2 separate regions of the Homo sapiens genome follow, and region 1 is linked to region 2. The links are chromatin loops, found by intact Hi-C in ENCODE. Cell type or tissue: mammary epithelial cell. All regions are shown on one strand. Links, peaks and the distances in the headings refer to the core of each region. The heading gives the core; the rest is flanking DNA.

Region 1 (8,662 bases), core at 242-8,241, 220 kb after region 2:
ACAGGGTTTCATCATGTTTCCCAGGCTTGTCTCGAATTCCTGGGCCATTCAGGCTTTGTCCCATATTTTTCCTCTTTTTGTAATTTTACTTCAGGACAAAATTACATCCCTTTCTTTAACAAAAACACTCTACATTCTTTGCATACTTTTCATATAAAAACACATCCTATCTTCCTCCCATACTTTGTATAGGAAATTGTTTCCCTCATTCTTATTGTTTCTAGGAGTTTTGTTTTCATATATTGATTATAATTTTTAACCATTAGTAACCGGTATTTTTTTTTTAAAGAGACAGCGTCTTGCTCTTTTGCCCAGGCTGGAGTGCAGTGGCACAATCAGGACTCACTGCACCCTTGAACTCCCGGGCTCAAGTAATTCTCCAACCTCAGCCCCCTAAAGCACTGAGATTACAGGCATGAGTCACCACGCCCGGCCATAACTTGTATTTTACAAGTAAAACTGGGAAGAAGACAATTGGAAATTGTCTGTCATTTACCAGTTTGTTGGCAAATTTTATGAATATACCATCTTATAATCTCTAGAGGTATATCCTTTTTATAGTACAATGTTTTTAAGTGCCAAGTACATGTTTATTAACAGACCAGAATACCTTTAGCCAGTCTGTACCATATAAAAATAAGAAGCCAAAAAGTACAAAAAGTTACGCTTAATAATGAATGTTTCAGCACTTTCTTCTCTTCAGGTATTATTTAGATATTCAATGAATGTCTATTATTTAACTTCACTTAGTATGACTCTGAGGTTGAAAGTTACTGAAAACATCTTGTAAGCTTTTTTAGGCCAATATATTATCAAACGCAATTAACAAAACACAACTCACTAGTTTATATAAGAGCTAGTTCTCACTTTTTTTTTTACTCTATTTTATATATTTTTTCTTTTCTTTTCTTTTCTTTTTTTTTTTTTTTTTTTTTTCTGTAGAGACAAGGTCTTGCTGTGTTGCCCAGGCTGGTCTTGAACTCCTAGCCTCAAGTGATCCACTTACCTTGGCCTCCCAAAGTGCTGGGATTACAGGTGTGAGCCACCACCCAGCCCTATTTTATATTTTTATCTGAACTGTGTTTCTGGCAAATTGGACAAGTTAAGGGTCACTTGCTCCATGTGAGGGGAAGGCTTTCTACCTGTATTTGTGGATAAGACCTTTACGACTTGTTTTGCCCTGATGGATGACTACATGTTTCCAGTGAGCTCAGCTGGTTGCTTTTGTGGGTCCCTGAGGCACTGCGAGCCCCTGATGGGGCAGGAAGCCTAAAGTTCCAGGGACCGTGGGGAGTTGAGGGGCTGGAGGGGGAAGAGAGAGGCCTGCAGCGGGGATCCACAGGTGGAGGAGGCCAGACTTGAAGGGGGTGTCTCCTTCAAGAGAAAGTAGGGAAGTATGGAGGTGATAGGAAGGGAGAGGCCTGAGAGGAGCTAGTTTGGGGAGATCTCAAGTATCCCAAAGGAGCCACTGATGTTCCAAATTATCCTTGGTAAAGTCACATCAACAAGGAAGGAAGCAGACAGAGGCGCACTTGTTCCTTGCAGTTTTGTTTTGATGTGCTGATTAAAGTAGCGCAGAGGGCATGATCAGCAGGGCTCCAGTAAGACGCTCCCACGGGAGGAGCAAGAACACAGAACAGAGGGGGCAAGACAGCTCCACCAGGAGTCAGGAGTGAATCCCCTCTGGGAACGAGGCACTAGGAAGAAGAACTTCCAGCCCAGGAGGTAGGTAGCGTTCAGAAGAAGCCTGGGGCGGGCGCGGTGGCGCACGCCTGTAATCCCAGCACTTTGGGAGGCCGAGGCGGGCGAATCACGAGGTCAGGAGATCAAGACCATCCTGGCTAACACGGTGAAACCCCATCTCTACTAAAAATACAAAAAATTAGCCGGGCGTTGTGGTGGGCACCTATAGTCCCAGCTACTTGGGAGGCTGAGGCAGGAGAATGGCATGAACCCGGGGGACGGAGCTTGCAATGAGCCGAGATTATGCCACTGCACTCCAGCCTGGGCGACAGAGCAAGACTCTGTCCCAAAAAAAAAAAAAAAAAAAGCCTGGGACTCTTAGCGCCTCAGAGCCTTACTCAGAATCATAAAATCATTAGAAGCAATGTCTGTCCTCACTGCTGCATCCGATATTCTTCCGGACCACTGGATCACAAATCAAACCATGTGACTCCCGCATGAGCAGGCAGAGTGGAGATAACACGGATCGCTGTGTACACTGTGTGCTCCGGTTGTTGCATCCGAGGGTTGATCGGATGGTGGTTCCCATCCAGATCCAAGTCCTGGCCCCTGATCACAGAGAAACACAGCTGGACATTAAAGTGGTGAGGACGGAAATTATAATATTTGGTGACCAGTGACAGGAGGGGAGAGAGCCGAGCTCCGCTCCGAGTTGTGCAAAGAAGTGGGGAGTGGGGAGGAAGAACAGTGGGGACTCAGTGGAGTGAGGAAAGTGGAAAATTACCAAAAGCAGGAAGGGAGGGTTAGCCTTGGGAAACCAATCTGGGTTTGCCACGGGGGCTTACTGAAGTCAGGCCCCCAGTCCCACAGAGGCTGGGAGACAGGGGCCCCATCTTCAGGTGTTGGCCAGAACACAGGAAATTCTCTTGGTAGCCATGACTTTCTCAGGCAGGCGCTTTGAAGGGGGCTGGGATCATTTTAGGAATGTGGCCTTGAGCTGTTAGAAGCCATGTGCAGTATGGCTTACACCTGTAATCCCAGCACTTTGGGAGGCTGAGGCTGGAGAATCACTTGAGGCCAGGAGTTTAAGACCAGCCTGGGCAACATAGCAAGACGCTGTCTCTACAAAAATAATTTTTAAAAAATTAGCCAGGCACTGCGGCATGCCCCTGTGTAGTCCCAGTTACTCAGGAGGCTGAAGCAGGAGGACTGCTGGAGCCCAAGAGTTCAAGGTTGCAGCAAGCTGATTGCACCACTGCACTCCAGCCTGGGCGGCAGAGGTGATCACGCCACTGCACTCCCGCCTGGGCGACAGAGCAAGACCCTGTCTTTAAAAACAAAAAGGCCAGGCAGGTGCGGTGGCTCATGCCTGTAATCCCAGCACTTTGGGAGGCCAAGGCGGGCGGATCATGAGGTCAGGAGATCGAGACCATCCTGGCTAACATGGTGAAACCCCGTCTCTACCAAAAACACAAAAAAGTTAGCCGGGCGTGGTGGCGGGCGCCTGTAGTCCCAGCTACTGGGAGGCTGAGGCAGGAGAATGCCATGAACCCGGGGGATGGAGCTTGCAGTGAGCCGAGATTGCGCCACTGCACTCTAGCCTGGGAGACAGAGCAAGACTCCGTCTCAAAACAAAACAAAACAACAACAAAAAAAAAACAGCCGAGCGCAGTGGCTCACGCCTGTAATCCCAGCACTTTGGGAGGCCGAGGTGGGCAGATCACAAGGTCAGGAGTTCAAGACCAGCCTGACCAACATGGTGAAACCTTGTCTCTACTAAAAATACAAAAATTAGCTAGGCGTGGTGGTGTGAGCCTATAATCCCAGCTACTCAGGAGGCTGAGGCAGGAGAATCGCTTGAACCCAGGAGGCGGAGGTTGCAGTGAGCCGAGATCGCGCCACTGCACTCCAGTCTGTGTGACAGAGTGACAGCCCGTCTCAAAAAATAAATAAATAAATAAATAAATAAATAAATAAATAAATAAATAAATAAATAAAATGAAGCAGCAGCAGCTTTGTTAGTGTTTGTTCAAGGCCTGATAGGCCAAGGTGAGGCTCAGCCGAGAAACGTGCTCAGAGGAGCCTGGCCGGAGTGTGATGGGGGAGTCTTTGTCCAGGCTGCTGCCACGGTGGGCCTCAGGACTCATGGCCTGGGCGCTGGGGGTGGGGCTGCCACTCAGCCTTGAGGAGAGCAATGAGGAGGTCAGATTCCACTCACATCCAGTGCGGTCTGGATGCAGGCCTGGCCCAGAGCCTGGTCCAGATGCTGGGGCTTTGTTTTTTTGTTGTTGTTTTTTTGAGACAGAGTCTCGCTCTGTTGCCCAGGCTGGAGTGCAGTGGCACTATCTCCACTCACTGCAACAACCTCCACCTCCACGGTTCAAGCGATTCTCCTGCCTCAGCCTCCCGAGTAGCTGGGACTACAGGCACCCGCCACCATGCCCGGCTCATTTTTTGCATTTTTAGTGGAAACAGAGTTTCACCATGTTGGCCAGGATGGTCTCCAACTCCAGACCTTGTGATCTGCCTGCCTCAGCCTCCCAAAGTGCTGGGATTACAGGCGTGAGCCACTGCACCCAGCCGGCTTTGTTTACAGTACTCAGCAGCTGCCAAAATAGTCCCCATTCCCAGGCAGGGCAGGCTCCCGGGCTCAGTCCAGCGGGGCAGATGGCCAGCCTGCACGTCACCCCACTAGGCATGTCCAGGCCCTTTCTGCCCCTCCCTAAAGGCACCCCTGTCCTTTCTGTCCCCTCCACACTGAGCCAAGCCAGCCTCCACTCTTGCCCCAGGCCTGCCCTCTGCTGGGAGCCGGGACACTGAGCTCCTGCCACATGAGCAGGTTGACCTGCAGGGGGCCTCCAAGCAGGTGCCAAGGCAGAATCGGATGTGACCAGGAGAACACCCTTGAAGGATAAAGCGAATGTGCGACCACCATGCAGGTCTGGCCCATGGAAGGGAGGGGAGGGGGCCCCGACGGGGCCACAGTAAAGGAGTGGAGGGGCCCCACAGGCAGGGATGGCCCAGCTGGCCCCCTGGGGCTGTGAATCTGCAGGTGCAGTGCAGCCTCTTGCCTCTCTCAGCCCAGCCCTTGCATCTGCCTCTTGGTGTGTCTGTGAAGACAAAGTCACCGTGGTCCCTGCAGCACCTGGCTTGAAGCAGGTGTGCAGTCCGTGTGAAAGCCTTCCCTTTAGCTATTAGGTATTGAGTCAAAAAAAAAAAAAGCCTTCCCCTGAGCCTGGGGGCCTGGCCCCACTGAGGATACCAGGCGGGGGAGGCTACAGGAGGCTGCCCTCTGCCTGGCCATCTGACCTTCCATTCTGACCCCTTCCCTTCCACACCAGCCCCTTTCCCTATGTAGGGTGCAGTCTTTGTTGCAACTGCTCACCTCTGCCATGGTCGGATGAGAGCAGCCACGGACAATGTCTGTGCAATTGTGCGTTTTTTGTTTTGTTTTGTTTTGAGATGGAGTCCCACTCTTGTTGCCCAGGCTGGAGTGTAATGGCACCATCTCGGCTCACTGCAACCTCCACCTCCCGAGTTCTAGCGATTCTCCTGCCTCAGCCTCCCAAGTAGCTGGGATTACAGGCATGCATCACCATGTCTGGCTAATTGTGTATTTTTAATAGAGACTGGGGTTTCACCATGTTGGTCAGGCTGTTCTTGAACTCCTGACCTCAGGTGATCCACCCGCCTCAGCCTCCCAAAATGCTGGGATTACAGACGTGAGCCACCGTGCCTGGTTGATTGTGCGTTCTGATAAAGCTTCATTTACAGAAATAGCAGGTAGGCCCCTCGCAGGGTGCCCAGAGCAGGTGCACTGTCTCACCTCTTCTCAGGTGTCACCGGGGTGAGAGGCTAGTCCTCTGCCTCCTCCTTCCTCTCTGCAGGTTGGAGAAATGACAGCTTCTTGTACTGGGGGTTATGAGACAGTGGCAGGAGGGGGACACTCCCAGAGTGCTGCCAGAAAGAGGCGAGGCCCCATCTGGATTTGATGGCATTTTTATTGTGGTGTTGTTTTAGAGACAGTGTCTGTCGCCCAGGATGGACGACATGGTGCAATCATGGCTCACTCCAGCCTCCAACTCCTGGGCCCAAGCAATCCTCCCACTTCAGCCTCCTGAGTAGCTGCAGCTATAGGCACACCACCATGCCTGGCTCAATGGGTATTTTGTGGCCATTAAACTTCTGGTCATTCCTTTAGATTCCCAGAGGCTGGATGGAGGTGAGTGGCCAGCCCCTGGGTCCAGAGATGAGCGCGGGGCCTGGCTGCAGCCTGTGGGGTCTCCCAGGCTGGCCTCCAGGTGTCCTCTCAGCCTGTCCACAGGCGCTGCCCAAGCGTGTGGCCTACCTGGTGCTGCCTGGCCTGTCTCTACGCACCTGTACTGGCTCTCCCTGGATTACTGGATCGCAGTCGAATCCCCTGCCAGAATCCTGGTCCCCCTTTATCACACCGGATCAGCCCCAAAGGGCAGGGCTTCTTGCAGCAGTTCCAGCCTTTGCTGGGGGTTTCCAGCCCTGTTGAGCAAGCCCCAGGTAGGGCCCTCTGCAGCCCCCGTGGGGGACCTGTGTGCCGAGCAGAGCTGCCCCGTGTGTAAACGCTTAGAACTGGCCTCCTTCCTGCCATCTGTGTCCTGTTTGTCATCACGCCTGTGGCTCTATGCTTGTCTCCCCGACTGGGCCACCAGCCCTGTGAGGGCAGGATGAGGCACGTCCAAGCCACAGTGGCTCTCAGTGTGCAGGGTGCTGTTAGCATTGGTTCTGTGTTCTGGAATAGTGAGAACAGTGTGCCCCAAATGGCCAGTGGCCTTTCCGAGGGTCACTGCAGCCGCATGTTGGCCCTCTGTGGAGAACGGAGGATGCACAGCCATTTCAGAGCACAACCTGAGGTCTCCTGAGCTTGCTGTGCAGCCCAGTCTTTCTCTCCGTGGCCCCTGGTAGCTGTCTTTCTCCCAGGAGGAGGAGAAAGACACCTTCCTGAGCAGGAGGATGTGGGTGAATAGAGACCAAAGTGTCAATCACTCTTCTGACAGAGGTGATAGCAGAATGAAAAACTGATGGACCCCAGATCTTTGCAAAGAGAACAAAGTCAGTTTCTAGTTATCTTTCTTTCTTTTTTTTCTTTTTTTCTTTTTTTTTTTTTTTTTTTTTTTTTGAGATGGAGTCTCGCTCTGCTGCCCAGGCTGGAGTGCAGTGGTGTGATCTCAGCTCACTGCAACCGCCTCCCGGGTTCAAGTGATTCTCCTGCCTCAGCCTCCTGAGTAACCAGGACTACAGGCACACACCACCACGCCCAGCTAATTTTTGTTATTTTTAGCAGAGACAGGGTTTCACCATGTTGGCCAGGATGGTCTTGAGCTCTCTTTTTTTTTTTTTTTTTTTTTTTTGAGACGGAGTCTCGCTCTGTCACCCAGGCTGGAGTGCAATGGAGTGATCTTAGCTCCCTGCAACCTCTGCCTCCCAGGTTCAGGCTATTCTCCTGCCTCAGCCTCCTGAGTAGCTGGGACTAACAGGTGCTTGCCACCAAGCCTGGCTAATTTTTGTATTTTTAGTAGAGACAGGGTTTCACCATATTGGCCAGGCTGATCTCGAAATCCTGACCTTGTGGTCTGCCCGCCTTGGCCTCCCAAAGTGCTGGGATTACAGGCGTAAGCCACCACACCAGGCCCATTTTCTAGTTATCTTTTACGGATTTTTTAAAATGAGCCTAGAAACCAGGTCATATAATTAGTTTATTTTTTAATTTCTTATAGAGACAGGGTCTTACTATGTTGCCCAGAGTGGTCCTGAACGCCTGGGCTCAAGTGATCCTCCTGCCTCAGCCTCCCAAAGTATTGGGATTACAGGTGTGGCCACTGTTCCAGCCATAGTTCATATTTTAAAGGATTTTTAAGAGTCTCATTTCACTGATGTTACTTGCAGTATATTTATGGAAAACATTCCTGTCTTTTTTTTTTTTTTGAGACGGAGTCTCACTCTGTTACCCAGGCTGGAGTGCAGTGGCGTGATCTCGGCTCACTGCAAGCTCCGCCTCTGGGGTTCACGCCATTCTCCTGCCTCAGCCTCCCGAGTAGCTGGGACTACAGGTGCCTGCCACCACACCCGGCCAATTTTTTGTATTTTTAGTAGAGACAGGGTTTCACTGTGTTAGCCAGGATGGTCTCGATCTCCTGACCTCGTGATCTGCCCGCCCCGGCCTCCCAAAGTGCTGGGATTACAGGCATGAGCCACCGCGCCCGGCCAGCATTCCTGTCTTTTAAAGAAAGATGAGACCAGATGCAGTGGTGTGCACCTGTGGTCCCAGCTACTCAGGAGGATGCCTTGAGCCTGGGAGTTCAAGGCTGCAGCTGCAGTGAGCCTTGATCACGCCACTGCACTCCAGCCTGGGCAATTGAACAGGACCCTGTCTCTAAAGAAATAAAATAAAGGCAGATGAATGTCATCTAGGGTGTGTCCAATGTGAGAGAGAATACTGACCAGGTGACAGAGGTGATGGACTCTCTAGCTCTGCAGCAGACTGCTGGGCAGAGAAGCTTGGGCAGGCCTGGCACTGAGGCCCAGAAGCTTCATGCTCTTTAGAGCCAGAGGTGTCAAGCCCAGCTGCCTGTGTCCTGGCCGCACTGTGAGGCACTGAGGATGCCCTCACACGTGCATCTGCATGTGGCGTGCATGTGGCAAGCATGTGCAGGTGCTGTGTGGGCACGATCATGCCTGCCCTCTACTGTGCTGGAGAGGTAAGACCATCAGCCGTTTCACAGAGGAGGGAATGTGGACCTCACGGGGGTCTCATGAGCTTGCGAGCCGATGGCCAGGCAGCCGGTGCAGAAGGTTCATCCATTTTGATGAACCGTGAATTCATCTGTACTTTATTCATTTTAATAACTGAATCATACCTCATTGTATGGCTCTACCATGTTTTATTATCCATTCAGGTGCTAACGGATGGAAGGGTTGTTTCTACCTGTTGGCCATTGTGGATGAT
Region 2 (8,662 bases), core at 210-8,209:
TGGACGCGGTGAGGACGCTGTGGACGCGGCGAGGGAGCTGTCGGGGCGGTGAGGACGCTGTGGACGCGGTGAGGGCGCTGTGGGGACGGTGAGGACGCTGTGGACGCTGTCGGGGCAGTGAGGACGCTGCGGACGTTGAGGACGCTGTGGGGGCGATGAGGACGCTGTCGGGGCGGTGAGGACGCTGTCGGGGCGGTGAGGACGCTGTGGACGCGGTGAGGACGCTGTGGGGACGGTGAGGACGCTGTGGGGACCGTGAGGACGCTGTCGGGGCCGTGAGGACGCTGTCGGGGCGGTGAGGACGCTGTCGGGACGGTGAGGGCGCTGTGGACGCGGTGAGGGCGCTGTGGGGGCGGTGAGGACGCTGTGGACGCGATGAGGACGCTGTGGACGCTGTGAGGACGCTGTGGGGGCGGTGAGGACGCTGTGGACGCGGTGAGGACGCTGTGGACGCCGTGAGGACGCTGTGGGGACGGTGAGGACGCTGTGGACGCGGTGAGGACGCTGTGGACGCGGCGAGGGAGCTGTCAGGGCGGTGAGGACGCTGTGGACGCGGTGAGGACGCTGTGGACGCGGCGAGGGAGCTGTCGGGGCGGTGAGGACGCTGTGGACGCGGTGAGGACACTGTGGGGACGGTGAGGACGCTGTGGACGCGGTGAGGACGCTGTGGACGCCGTGAGGACGCTGTGGGGGCGGTGAGGACGCTGTCGGGGCGGTGAGGACGCTGTGGGGGCGGTGAGGGCGCTGTGGACGCGGCGAGGGCGCTGTCGGGGCGGTGAGGACGCTGTGGACGCCGTGAGGACGCTGTGGGGGCGGTGAGGACGCTGTCGGGGCGGTGAGGACGCTGTCGGGGCGGTGAGGGCGCTGTGGGGGCGGTGAGGACGCTGTCGGGGCGGTGAGGGCGCTGCGGACGTTGAGGACGCTGTGGACGCAGTGAGGACACTGTGGGGACAGTGAGGACGCTGTGGACGCCGTGAGGACGCTGTCGGGGTGGTGAGGACGCTGTGGGGGCGGTGAGGACGCTGTCGGGGCTGTGAGGGCGCTGTGGACGCGGTGAGGGCGCTGTGGACGCGGTGAGGACGCTGTGGGGGCGGTGAGGACGCTGCGGACATTAAGGACGCTGTGGACGCGGTGACGACACTGTGGGGACGGTGAGGACGCTGTGGACGCCGTGAGGACGCTGTCGGGGCGGTGAGGACGCTGTCGGGGAGGTGAGGACGCTGTGGGGGCGGTGAGGACGCTGTGGGGGCGGTGAGGGCGCTGCGGACGTTGAGGACGCTGTGGACGCGGTGAGGACACTGTGGGGACAGTGAGGACGCTGTGGACGCCGTGAGGACACTGTCGGGGTGGTGAGGACGCTGTGGACGCGGTGAGGACGCTGTCGGGGCTGTGAGGACGCTGTGGGGGCGGTGAGGACGCTGTGGGGGCGGTGAGGACGCTGTCGGGGCGGTGAGGACGCTCTCGGGGCGGTGAGGGCGCTGTGGACCCGATGAGGGCGCTGTGGGGGCGGTGAGGACGCTGTGGACGCGGTGAGGGCGCTGTAGGGGCGATGAGGAGGCTGTGGACGCCGTGAGGACGCTGTGGACGCGGTGAGGACGCTGTGGGGGCGGTGAGGACGCTGTGGGGGCGGTGAAGATGCTGTGGACGCGGTGAGGGCGCTGTGGGGGCGGTGAGGACGCTGCAGATGTTGACGCTGTGGATGCTGTGGGGGTGGCGAGGGCTCTTTGGACGCGGTGAGGACGCTGTGGGGGCGGTGAGGACGCTGCAGATGTTGACGCTGTGGATGCTGTGGGGGTGGCGAGGGCTCCGTGGACGCGGTGAGTACGCTGTGGACAGTGAGGGTGCTGTGGGGACAGTGAGGATGCTCTGGGGGGCAGTGAGGGCGCTGCGCGGACAGTGAGGGTGCTGTGGGGGCAGTGAGGACACGGTAGACAGTGAGGACGCTGTGGGGGCAGTGAGGATGCTTTGGGGGTGGTGAGAACACTCTAGGCAGTGAGGACAGTCCCAGCAGTGTGTCTCGTCCTCTGAGCATGTTCAGGGGCTGGTTCTTGTGGACAGTGCCGGCCTTGAGGACACCAAGAGCATTTCAAGGGTTGGGTTTCCTGATGCAGGGACTGCGGCGTTGGCAGCATTCAGTTCACTAGGGGAGCGTTGGGGCAGGTGACCAGGGCTGGTTCAGGTCTGTTGCTCCATCCGGGATCCCTGGACCATCCGAATGAGAAGATGGCCTCTATGTGACAGAGTCACATGCGGTGGGGGTTCTTGGAGGGCCCCACAGCGATGAGTGGACCTCAGGGGTTGCAGGGTCTCTGGAATCATTGTGTTCTGGAGTGAACTTGCCCCCCCACAGGCTCCACCAACACCCCCAAACCCTCTTCCTGCCATCCCTCCCCATCCCACAGCAGCGGCCCTGGCCCCAGACCCCTTCTGCCAGGGCTCAGGGCTGGCAGCCTGCTCCTGCCAGCCAAGAGCCGTTCCTGTCCCTGCCCACAGCTGCTGCCTTCCCCAGGCTCCCAGGCTGCACCACACGGGGCCTGCATGTTCCTTCTGACTGGCACAAGGTACTCTCCATGCCACTGCTCCTTGCTCATCTCCTGTGCCTCTGGCGAGTCCCCCACCGGGCCACCACTTCCCTCAGGAAGGCCTCTCCGACTGCCCAGACCAGCAAGGGGCTTCTCAGAGTTCTCCAGTCTCTGGCCTCCCACTGCCCTGCCCGGATTCTGGAGCTGAGCAAACAGGTCAGCACATGGTGCCCAACTTAGGAGGTGACTGACGCCTTCCTCACTATTTGGGCTGGCCTGGGGTGCCAGGGACAGGGTTCCTCTGCCACCGTCCATGTGGCCCCCACCTGTCTGGCCTTATGAACAATGGAAACTATTCTCCATGCATCCCAGAGAGGCCCCAGATGAGGAGCCTCAGGTCCTGGCTGCCCGGCCCAGGAAGGCCCTCAGCCCCCAATGGCCATCACTGACCACCACTGACCGGGTCGGGGAGGCTGCCACTGACATGGCCTTTGTCCTGGCCTTTGTGGGACAAGACAGATGGCCCTCCTGTGGGGCTGATGCTATCTCGAGGCTGCCAGTCAGACGTGAGGCAGGAACCACCCCTGCCTTTGTGAGCAGGTGCAGGGCATCCGGCCCATTGTGGGCTGCAGCCGACTGTGGTTGTCCATCCGGCCTTATCACCACATCGAGGACAGTGGCCCCCTTTATACAAATGAACTGCCCAGCTTGCCCTCCCCAGCGGTGGCCTGGCACCTCCAGAGGTCCTAGTGTAGGTCAGAGGTAACCATCGTCATAACACCGTGCATGTGCAACACTCTAAACTCAGTCCAAGCAGGGCAGGGGAGGGGGTGTGCTCCCCACTTTCTCTAAGAAACCAGATCCCAGAAGGGGGCTCTCTGCTGGGCCCCAGAGCATTTTTTGTGTGAACTGGAAACAGGGCTGAGGCAGGCCTCTTGCATCCCTTCTCTGCCTCACTGAGGTCTTTGGGGTGCAAATGTACAGCCCAGGAGAAAGTGGCCCAGGGTCTTAGGTGGCCCCCAGCCAAGAGAAGGACGCTCCTCTGGTCTGTGGGAAAAGGCCCCAGCAGGAGATAGGGGGAGTGGGCAGCCCACTGCTTGCAAGGCTTGAGGTCTCCTGGGCCAGTGTGTCGCTCAGGGGGTGGCAGGGGGGGCCCTGAAGGGCAGGAGCTGCAGAGGCAGAGGGACTCCTGTTGAGGAAAGCTACTGGAATCACTGTGTGGTTAGACCTAAGGAAGAACTTCCTGCCTGCTGGTCGGCGGGGCAGCCGAACCCTATGATTCCTCCACAATCCCTCCTCTTGCCGGCTCTCCGTGGTTTAGACTGGTTCGTGCCAAGGTACTGACTGTGGAAGGCACAGGGCTTCCCTCGCTGGCTGACCTTCCTTGGCTGCCTGGGAGCCCCCAGTCCCCATGCCTGACTCTGAGCTGACCCTCCACACACTGACCCTGGGGCCTCAGCCTCCAAGGGGTGTGGGGAAGTGAGTAGTCCCAGTTCAGTATACCTGAATGGCCCTGTGGGGACGGGAGAAAGGCACACCCTCCCTGCAGATCTGGGCACCACCTTGATCCCAGCATTGTCCTTCATTTCACAGACAACACACCTGCCCCAGGACCCCCTCCCCACTGATGAGCTGGGCCCCTCTGTGACCTCAGACTCTTCCTTCTAGGCAGGAACAGGTTGGGGGTCCCGTCTCCAAGCCCTGCCTGGACCCCGCACCTCCAGTCCCAGGCTAGCTGATTCAGGGCTCCTTGCCCTGCAGCCCAAGGGCCCTCTCACCACCATTGCCCACCCCACCTCCCTGGGCTCCTGGGATCTCAGCCTTAGGTCAAGGCCCAGCCCTGGTGCACCCTCCCCCATGGGCCAGGCCCTCCATGCCTTTGCCCGCGCCAGTCCCTCCACGGGGCACGCCCTTCCCGCTGTGGCTACTCCTCAATCTTAGAGGCCCCTCCCAAGCCCATTCTCACAGAGCTTCCTAGGCCTGCCCTGGCCTGACACATAGTGCAGGACAGTGTCCAGGCCTGTGTCCCCAAGACCCATCTGGGGTTCAAGCCACATCTTGGGCCTATACACAGCCAGCTAGTGAGTGAGCGAGCGAGTGAGTGAGGCCCTGCAAGATGGTCATCTGTCTTGTCCCGCAAAGGCCAAGACAAACGCCGTGTCAGCGGCAGCCTCTCCAACCCAGTCTGTGATGGCCAGTGGTGGTCAGTGAGGGCTGGGCCGCGAGGCTCACAGCTCAGGCCGCACCCGCCGGTTTCACAGACCGGCCAGGAAGCTCCCAGGGCGAGGGCCTAGTCGTGTCCTCCCCATGGGCGAGCAACCCTAGGCAGGCACCAGAGGGCGCTCGCGGTCTGCAGAAAACGCTGGCTAAGGGGGGAGCGCGGAAAGAGGTGGGCACTGTGGGTGCAGACAGCTGGGGTCCGCGGAGAAACGAAGGCCTGGAGCGGGGGCGCTGGGTTGTCCAGGCTGGCGGCGAGCTGCACCGAGTGGGACGGGCAGGCTGCCCCTAGTGAGGGCGGGGAGGGTGTCGCCGCGTGGCGGCTGACAGACGGGGCGGGATGAGCGTAGCCCCCGCCCCTGCCCTGGTGCACTGACAGCCTGTCAGCCGGGAAGATAAGGGACTTCTTCCGCTGGGCGTGGGGTGGGGGTCAACCCAGGTGCGCTGTCCCCCTCCCGCTGGTGTTTGCTCGGTAAACACTTATTGGGCCCCGGGCTGTGCACACCGCCGCGGGGGAGGGGCGGGCGACCTGAAGGCCTGGACTCCATGGCCTCTGCCAGGGATGCCGGGTCCATGGGCCATCAATGATGCAGGAAAAGAGGCTCTGTCACCTCTGGCCCCGCCTGGAGAGAGTTGCCTGTGGGGTCCTTCGTGGGCCCCCTCCAGCCTGGGGTGGCCCTAGCCTCAGCTTCAGAGCTGGGCTGACCCCCGACTAGCCGAGGCATTAATGGGGCCCCGTGGAGGAGGTCCTGGGAAGGTCTGGGGAGCTGAAGTCCTGGCCACGTGGGGGGGACTGCACCCCCTGCCCAGACGGAGCAACAACATTGGGGTGGGTGGCGGGGCCCTGGGGGCCCATAGCTCAGCGCAGCGTCTGCGCCCACCCCCTGTGTTTCCGATGGAAGACAGGCTGAAGGTGATAAATCACCAGGTCCCACCCCCACCCACCCTGCCAACGGGTGGGGAAGGGGGGCTGCATGTGACAGAGATGGGGACCGAGACAGAGATGGGAGCCAGGTCTAGAGGAGAGACCAGAGACAGTGGCACTGTGGTGGCCCCGTTGACACGGGCCAGGACCCTTGCTTGGGTGTCTGGCCTCCCCGCTCTGGGCGCCCCTTCCACAAAGCCCATCTGGAAACCAGCTGAGAGCCACCGTACCCCCACCCCGGCTGACCCCCAACAGGGAGGTAGAGGAGGGAGGGAGACCTTTGCAGCCATAACTCCGTCCCCCGCCTGCCCGCCCCCAGGAGGACCATAAATCAGCAGGGGCTCTCAAAGCACTACCTCCACAGGCTGAAGGGAGGGCTTCAGGGCCACTGGTCTTAGGGACTAGGCCTGTCCTTGGCTGTGTCTGTCCCTCTTTAAACAGCCCTCAGGCTGAGGCAGGCATATCACTTGAGGCCAGGAGTTCAAGACCAGCCTGGCCATCATGGTGAAACCCTGCCTCTACTAAAAATACAAAAATTAGCCGGGCGTGGTGGTGTTGGGCACCTGTAATCCCAGCTACTCTGGAGGCTGCAGGGGGAGGATGGCTTGAGCCCAGGAGGCAGAGGTTGCAGTGACCCCAGATCACGCCACTGCACGCCAACCTGGGTGACAGAGCTAAACTCTGTCTCAAAAAAATAAAATAAAAATAAACAGCCCTGAGGGGAACCCCAGTGGCCCCCACACCCAGCACAGTCGAACTGACTGAGCACTGTCTACACTGGATGTACACACTCACATCCTCACTTTCTCTCTCCAGACAGGAAACGTCTGCAGGGAGCAACTCTGTGTCCTCATCAGGAGACCCCCTGTTGCTGGCCCCTCAGGAACTAGGGATCAGCATGTCCTACCCAGTGAAGCCCTCCTGGGGGTCTTCTCTGCCCATAGGAAATGCCTCCTTCTATCCTGTCTTCCTGTCACCACCACCCCCCAGGGTACTGAGGGCCAGCTGGACAAAAGGTGGTGAGAGATGGGCCAGGTGGATCCCCCGCAGGTGAGCGCACCCCACACACATACACACAGGGCAGGTGCAGAGTCAGTACCCAGTGGGAGAGGCTTGAGAGGGCCTGGGGGAGTGCTCCCTGGAGCTGTGGGGTGTGCTCAGCAGCCTAGTTCTAGCCGGGCCGGCCTCAGCAACCCCTGTCCAGGGTCTAGCCTACAGACATTCCCAGGGTTCCCGTGGTGGGCATAAGGGCATTGTACACAAGGAAACACAGATGTCCACCGTGACATCACCCCAGCTTGTCTCAAAGAGCCGTGGGGTTGGGGATGAGGGCTGCTTCTTGTCTAGAAAGACCTTCAGAGATGTTGGAATTCTGTGCCTGAGACAGGCACTGACTGTCACTGGGCTGGCCTGGGCCTGGTTACCTGGACTGTCGCCTTCATCCTCAGAGCAAACCCTTGAGTCTAGCACTAGCGATGTCTCAGGGGAGGGTTCAGAGTGTGCAGCAGCTGGAAGTGTGCTCAGCTCAGCCTGTAGGAGGGTCTGGCTTTTCCAGAATGTCCCAGGGAGAAGAGCGCAAGGGGAGTAGGGTGCTGGGGTGTGCAGGGGAGCCCATCTCCCGTCATCCATTCACGTTCAATCATTCATACCAGTGTGCAGACCTGTCTGGAGCCTGCCGGCTGCCAGGGTCAAGGGCTGGGGGGGTGCAGATCCCTTGGCCCCAGACCCCCACCTGGCAGAGGCACTTCACTCCTCTTCCATCCCTCCTGAGAGGGCCAGCTCCCTCCTCCCCGCACTGGGATTCCCCCTAGTACGAAGTCCTCTGGGGCTCACCTAGGTGTATTTAAGCATGTCTGACAAATTGAGGGACTCCAGGCCTAACAGACTGGAAATGGGCCGGGAAGGCGAGGGCTCACTCAACCACAGGGACCAGTCTGCCCTGCCCTTCCCAGGCCGCCCAGGTGTGACTCTCTCCACTCTCTTTGTCCCAGCCACGCAGGACCTTAGGGCCAGCCCTGCAAGGTCACTGCACTCCTGGTGGGGTACAGGAACCCTCAAAGATGGGAGGATCTGGAAGGGAAGCCATTGAACTTTGCCTGATGGACCCATGGGATGTGGGGGCACAGACCCCAGCTGGGCACCAGCAGGTCCCCATTTGGCTGGACCATGTTGACAGAATTAGGGTGCCCACTCCTGGGAGGAAAGCCTCAGTCTATGGCTGGAGGTCCAGTGAGCCAGGGGTGAGGGTCCCAGGGCAGCATCAGCCCACAGAGCAGACCAAGGCTTCTGCCAACTGCATTGCACCATGTGGCAGCTGTACCTGCCAGTCAGGGGATCCCAAGCTGGGGTGGGGCTTCAAGGAGGTGCCTACGGGCAGATCCAGGGCCGAGCTCTGCCCGGGTGTCTGCTTCAAAATCTATTTTGATGTGCTTTGTATTTGGGGAGTTGCTTTTCTCTATGCTTTGTTTATTTAAAGATGCTATTGAAGAGTTCCAGCCAAACTTTGTAAATGCCGAGGAACGGGCTGCTGTCTGAGCAGGGCTGGGGAGGGTAGGAGCCCCTGACAGCCGCCTGTCCCAGCATGCCCACCCCGTGCCCTTATTGCCCACTGAAGGTGCTCGCGCGGCACCAACTGCACTGGCTTCCTCCAGGAGGGTAGCCTGGGGGCTAGGGCCAGAGAGGCACCAGTACGCAGAGCAGTACGTGAGGCCAAGGACCTGGTCACTCTGAGACCAAGCAGGTTCCAGGCATCTATGCTGAGGGGAGTGGGAGACCACTGACTTTCTTTGTGGCAAAAGTGGGGATGGACCTGTTTGTGTGAGCTCAGGGCCTCTCTTGGCACTAAATGCCTCTCTTGGCCACCCTCTGCCCTGGGGTCCTTGGCATGGGACTCTCTGGTATGGGAATCCCAGGTCTATGGAATGTTAGTCTATGAGTCCCTGGTCTGGGGTTCTGAGCCTGAAGAGTCCTGCTCTGGGTGTCTCAGGTCAGCAGGTCT

What was found. Peaks named below come from ENCODE experiments on the same cell type or tissue, not always from the same donor. Only the 100,000 strongest peaks of a DNase experiment are listed, where the experiment ranks them.
Region 1: a loop joins it to region 2, with 8 times the contacts of the local background. A loop is called at or near these places in 20 of 110 quality-filtered maps.

Annotation. Positions count from the first base shown.
Region 1 is chr22:19,949,328-19,957,989 of GRCh38, forward strand. All of the region lies in intron 1 of COMT (catechol-O-methyltransferase), which reads left to right. Among named protein-coding and RNA genes, the nearest start is that of MIR4761, 10 kb to the right of the region's middle. RefSeq lists enhancers at 2,319-2,613, 3,937-4,560, 4,561-5,182, 5,447-6,098 and a silencer at 6,401-6,568. In mammary epithelial cell, for the core only: a CTCF peak has its summit at 4,515 (motif pointing left); no DNase peak of the experiment used is centred there.
Region 2 is chr22:19,725,963-19,734,624 of GRCh38, forward strand. LOC105372861 (a long non-coding RNA gene) reads left to right here and starts at 1,759. Exons shown (of 3, transcript XR_938005.3): 1 at 1,759-2,738; 2 at 6,481-6,714. RefSeq lists enhancers at 54-629, 4,664-4,958. In mammary epithelial cell, for the core only: a CTCF peak has its summit at 4,862 (motif pointing right); no DNase peak of the experiment used is centred there; H3K4me3 peaks cover 416 bases.